2 separate regions of the Homo sapiens genome follow, and region 1 is linked to region 2. Evidence: chromatin loops called from intact Hi-C (ENCODE). Cell type or tissue: Calu3. All regions are shown on one strand.

What was found. A loop is a pair of places that touch in the nucleus more often than their neighbours do. Peaks named below come from ENCODE experiments on the same cell type or tissue, not always from the same donor. Only the 100,000 strongest peaks of a DNase experiment are listed, where the experiment ranks them.
Region 1: it touches region 2 in a loop (2.3-fold over the local background); 2 of 110 quality-filtered maps call a loop at or near these places.

What each region holds. Positions count from the first base shown.
Region 1 is chr16:9,113,786-9,116,285 of GRCh38, reverse strand. All of the region lies in intron 3 of HAPSTR1 (HUWE1 associated protein modifying stress responses), which reads right to left. Among named protein-coding and RNA genes, the nearest start is that of HAPSTR1, 23 kb to the right of the region's middle. RefSeq lists a silencer at 680-974. In Calu3, no CTCF peak of the experiment used is centred here; no DNase peak of the experiment used is centred here.
Region 2 is chr16:8,910,797-8,913,296 of GRCh38, reverse strand. It overlaps USP7 (ubiquitin specific peptidase 7), which reads left to right. Exons shown (of 31, transcript NM_003470.3): 11 at 2,470-2,500. Among named protein-coding and RNA genes, the nearest start is that of LITAFD, 30 kb to the right of the region's middle. In Calu3, no CTCF peak of the experiment used is centred here; a DNase peak (open chromatin) is centred at 1,296.

The DNA of each region.
Region 1 (2,500 bases), 200 kb before region 2:
TCCAACAGACCCCTCTGATGAGTGTGTATGTGTGTGATGTATTCAGGAGAGCCAGAAATCACTTCCAGGCCTAGGTGGGCTTGTTCCAACATCCCCTCTAGATAAGGTGATCACATAACTTGCCATCCAAAACAGATTACTGTTGAGCCCGAAAAGAGTCACTGTTAAAATTTCTACTGGGACATGAGGTACAAAGTCAGTCTACCCTGGACAAATCAGGCTATGTGATCACCTAAGGTCTGGAATGTATTTGGTAGATATCCTTCAGGACAGCCTCAATCATGAGCCTCTCTAATCCTTCATGGAAGTGGGGAGGGGAGAGGGTTGTGAAGAATCCTGCTGCTTTGTTTTCAACATTAAGAGTTACTGAATCCAAGGCCAGGCGCAGTGGCTCACACCTGTAATCCCAGCACTTTGGGAGGCCGGGCAGATCTCTTCAGGTCAGGAGTTCATGACCAGCCTGGCCAACATGGTGAAAACTCGTCTCTACTAAAAAATACAAAAATTAGCCCGGCGTGGTGGCAGGCGCCTGTAATCCCAGCTACTCGGGAGGCTAAGGAGGAGAATCGCTTGAACCCGGGAGGCGGTGGTTGCAAAGAACCGAGACTGCACTCCATCCTGGGTGACAAGAGCGAAACTCCGTCTCAAAAACAAAAGAGTTACTTTACTGAATCCAGAATATACCCAGCACTCATGGATACTTATTCCTTTCCTTAAACTCTTACACAGTTAAAGAGCCAAACTTACATTCCACTCCTAAACATTCAGGATAAACCTGTGAAAGGTATGAGTCAGGCCAGGAAACACCAAACACAGTGTTGCATTTTTAAAAACCTACCGTCACTGGCAGTGATCTTCTGCCTTAGGAATTTCCCCTTCCACTATTCTCTCCTCACCTAGGGATCTGTTATTGCTTGACTATCAATTAATTTTCAAAGAATAGGACTTATAAGATTTTCAAGTAAGCTTAGAGGTTTCATTTGACAGGGGCCCATTCTTTCTAATCATGAACTCCCTAAAAATGTAGTTTAAATTTGAATTTTAAGTTGAAAAGTCTCTGCCTCCTATCACAAATCTATTACATTCCCCTTGGCGTTCCCCTCCATCAAATATTCTCTGAAATGTTCTCAAATCCATGGCCTCCACTATCATCGCACATGCTGACAATGTCCTGAGGGCCACACCTCCCTTCTGAGGTGCTCAACTCCGCACTCTAGGTGCCCCCATTCCTTTCTGCACTGATCCAACCAATCCCCCTGGCTGCTCTCCCTGCAGAAGACACATCCTCCCCTCCTGCTGGTGGTCAGAGGAAATCAAACTGTCCCTCTTCAGCCTCTCAACCTTTCCAAGGCTAGCACCTATTAAAAAATAGAAGCATTAACATGAGAATACTTCCTGTGTCAGGTACTATGTCAATTACTTCCTATGACACCTATAATATCTCCATTCTGCAGGTGAAAACCCAAGTTTAAAAGTTAATTCATCCAAGGTCAACAGGTAGTAAACAAGAGCTGGCACTCCCACCCAAGTGTAATCTATATTCCTATTCAGTTATTCTGATCCTCTTCCAAGCCTAGAGTATTTTAGCAAAAAGGTGGCTTCAGGTTGGTCCTAGGGCCAGCCTGCCTCTTAGGCCTCATCTCTTTGAACAGTTTCTCTCTCTTCCCTTCCTGCTCTCTTCACTTCACCCTTAGACCGTATCCCGACTACCAACATCATGCAATTTGCAGCTCTCTGAAATAGTGAGGCCTGCAACTATCTGTCTCTTCCAACATTTGCAAATGTCTGTCTCTCCCAACATTCACTCCCTGAGTGAGCCCACCTGTTCCCCAGCACCTCCCTTATGAGGCTCCTTCCCTGGTTCTCCTACCTCTCCATTTTAGTTTCCTGCTGGCTCCTCTTTCCCCCTCCTTGAAATTGAAACTCTCCGCTCACTCCTCAGTCGCCTTGGTGGGGTTCCCTTCTGCCCCTGAAAGGCTGGTGTCACCCTGGGTGATATCCTCAACCCCTACCTTACCCACACACGTTTCCCAAAACTAGACTAATGAGCTCAACGGCCCTCCCAGATTTCTAACTGCCTACTGGACATCTCAAACTCAACACCATCAAAAAGGAACTTCACTTCCTCTTCCCCAACCGGCACAAGCTTACTTTTAAAAAACAAAATAAACCAAAAAAAAATCTTGAGCTATCTTTCTACAGCATGGTACAATCAACCGTCTCTTCCTATAGAAAATATCTTTTCATCTCCATCTAATGACCTAAGCACAGTGCCTGGCACTTACGAATTCTGAAAAAGAATAATACTTCAAAGTCCTACCCCCTCATGTTGAAATCCACTGAAATCAAAGGTTCAACTGTTGATGTTTATTCACCTCTCCAACACCAGAAAATAAACCCAGGTGTTCTCTTCACTTAAATCATTGCCATCAAGTTTAAAACTCAATTATCCCCATTGTTGGCTTTTTTTTAAAGTTCTACCGCAAGACTAAACTTGAGG
Region 2 (2,500 bases):
GCAACCTCCACCTCCTGGGCTCAAGTGATTCTCCTGCCTTAGGCTCACAAGTAGCTGGGATTAGAGGCATGCGCCACCATGCCCAGCTAATTTTTGTATTTTCAGTAGAGACGAGGTTTCACCATGTTGGGCAGGCTGGTCTCGAGTTCCTGACCTCAGGTGATCTGCCCATCTTGGCCTCCCAAGATTTTGGGATTACAGGTGTGAGCCACCGTGCCCAGCCCCCCATGTGCTTTTAAGGTTTTTTCCTTCTCACTGGTTTTCAGTTGTTTGATTCTGGCTGCCTGAGGTTACCCCCAGCCTCCAGATGTCCTAGTCTCCTTTCTCTGGGTTTTGTGCTGCGGTTTCTGTTGCTCTGTCTTGATCTTCACTAATTGCCTGCAGTGTCTAGTTCTCTGTGAATCCCATCCATGGTGTTTCATTTTCAAACTTTTTAAATTTTTTTTTATTTTTAGAAGTTTGACTTGGATTTTTTTTAAATGAAAATCTTTATCTCTTCTTTTTTTTCTATGTATTTATCAATTAATTATAATTATTTGGAGACAAGGTCTTGCTGTGTTAGGCCAGGCTAGTCTCGGAGGTCCTGTGCCCAATCAGTCTGCCCGCCTTGGCCTCCCGAAGTGCTGGGACCATGCCCAGCCCTGTGTCTCTTCTTAGTATGCTTTTGCTTTCTTCTCCTTTGGACTTAAGTATAGTTGATAATGCTCTTGTCTACTAATTCTGTCATCTGTGAGATTTCTGCATCTGTTTCTATTGAAGGATTGTTGTCTTCATCATGGGTGGTGGTTTCAGCTTCTTTGCATGCTTGGTAATGTTTATTTTCTTTTTTCTTTCTTTTTTTTTTTTTGACATGGAGTCTCACTCTGTCGCCCCGGCTGGAGTGCAGTCATGCAGTCTCAGCTCACTACAACCTTTGTCTCCTGGGTTCAAGCAATTCTCCTTTCAGCCTCCTGAGTAGCTGGGATTACAGGTGCCCACCACCACACCCAGCTAATTTTTGCATTTTTAGTAGAGACGGGGTTTCACCATGTTGGCCAGGGTGGTCTGGAACTCCTGACCTCAGGCGATCCACGTACCTCTGCCTCCCAAAGTGCTGGGATTACAGGCGTGAGCCACTGAGCCACTGCACTGGTTCACATGCTTGGTAACTTTTTTATTGAACAGCAGGCATGGTGGTTTTTATCTTGCTGGGTGTTAGATATTCCTAACCTTTGCTCTTATGCACAGATAAGTGACTTGTAAGTCATTTGCTTCCTGTGAGGCTTGTTTTTAAGCCTTGCTAGGTGGGAGAACAGGTTTTACTTGAGGGATAACCTGTCCCCACATCCTTTCAGTTGTTAGCTGAGTCTCCCAGGTGTTCAGCGGTTTTTCCACGGTGGCTGGTGGGAACACAGACTTCCCAGCCTGTCGTGAGCTCTGAAGGTTGTTCCCCCCAATCCTCATCCTCTTGCTGGTTCTTTTCCTTGCCCCAGGTAATTTCCTCGAGTTCACTGATCAGTTCTCACTGACAGCTTCGGAAGAAACTGCACATCCCCAGATCTCGCTTTCTGGGCAGCATTCTGCTTTAGGCTACTCTGCCCAGCAGGTTCCCGCTCCCTTGAGCTCCTCTCATTCTCACTTCTTGGCTCTGTCTGGGTTTGCCTTCTCCGGGCTGCAGCCTGTAAACTTTCAGCAGAGCTGGGCCCATCACGGGGCTCTCATTTGTCCCTTCAGGGATCCCTGTCCTGTACCGCATGTGTCCGGAGCGTGACAGCGCTGTTTTCAGTGTTGTGCAGTTGCGTTTTTCCTTCATGACCGGAGCAGGACGAGCTCTCCATACACTCTGGATATACAATTCCGTGTTGGATTGAGAGCTTGTCACTCAGCATGTGGCTCGCCCTTTCACTCTTAATGTTACCATTCTTAATTTTAGGGAAATAGTGTGTCCTTGTTTGCTTTTTATGTCCTAAAAAATTGTTACGTTTTACTATTTTGCCTTTTCCATTTATCTACAATCCACCTGGAACAGGTGGGGGTGGGGAGATGTCAGGACCAACTTCCACCCCACCCCGTGTTGACCTCTGAGGAAATCGAGGTTTTCCTTGTCATTCTGCCACATCAGCCAGCCATTCACATTTGTGCATCTCTGCTTTTGAGACCAAGGGGTTGTCCACACTGCCCAATTCCAAGCTGTCTTCATAATCATAGCTTTACAGTATGTGCTTTGTTCGAATAACAGTAAAACCTTAACTGTTACCTCCATATTGTCATTTTAATGTCCTTAAGAAAGATACCAATGACCTTTGGCCAATGAGCAAAGGTGCTAACAGCACATTTACCTACAGTCTTGGCTACAGGGGGAGAGTTACTGTTAGTGTTGTTTACCTTCTCTGCTAATCCTAAATATGCTGATTTAAATAACTTACACCTGTGTTGGCTACATTATAAATGAAGCTTTAGCACTTGACTTTTCTCTCTCTCTCTTTAAAGTATTTGAATCATTTGTGGATTATGTGGCAGT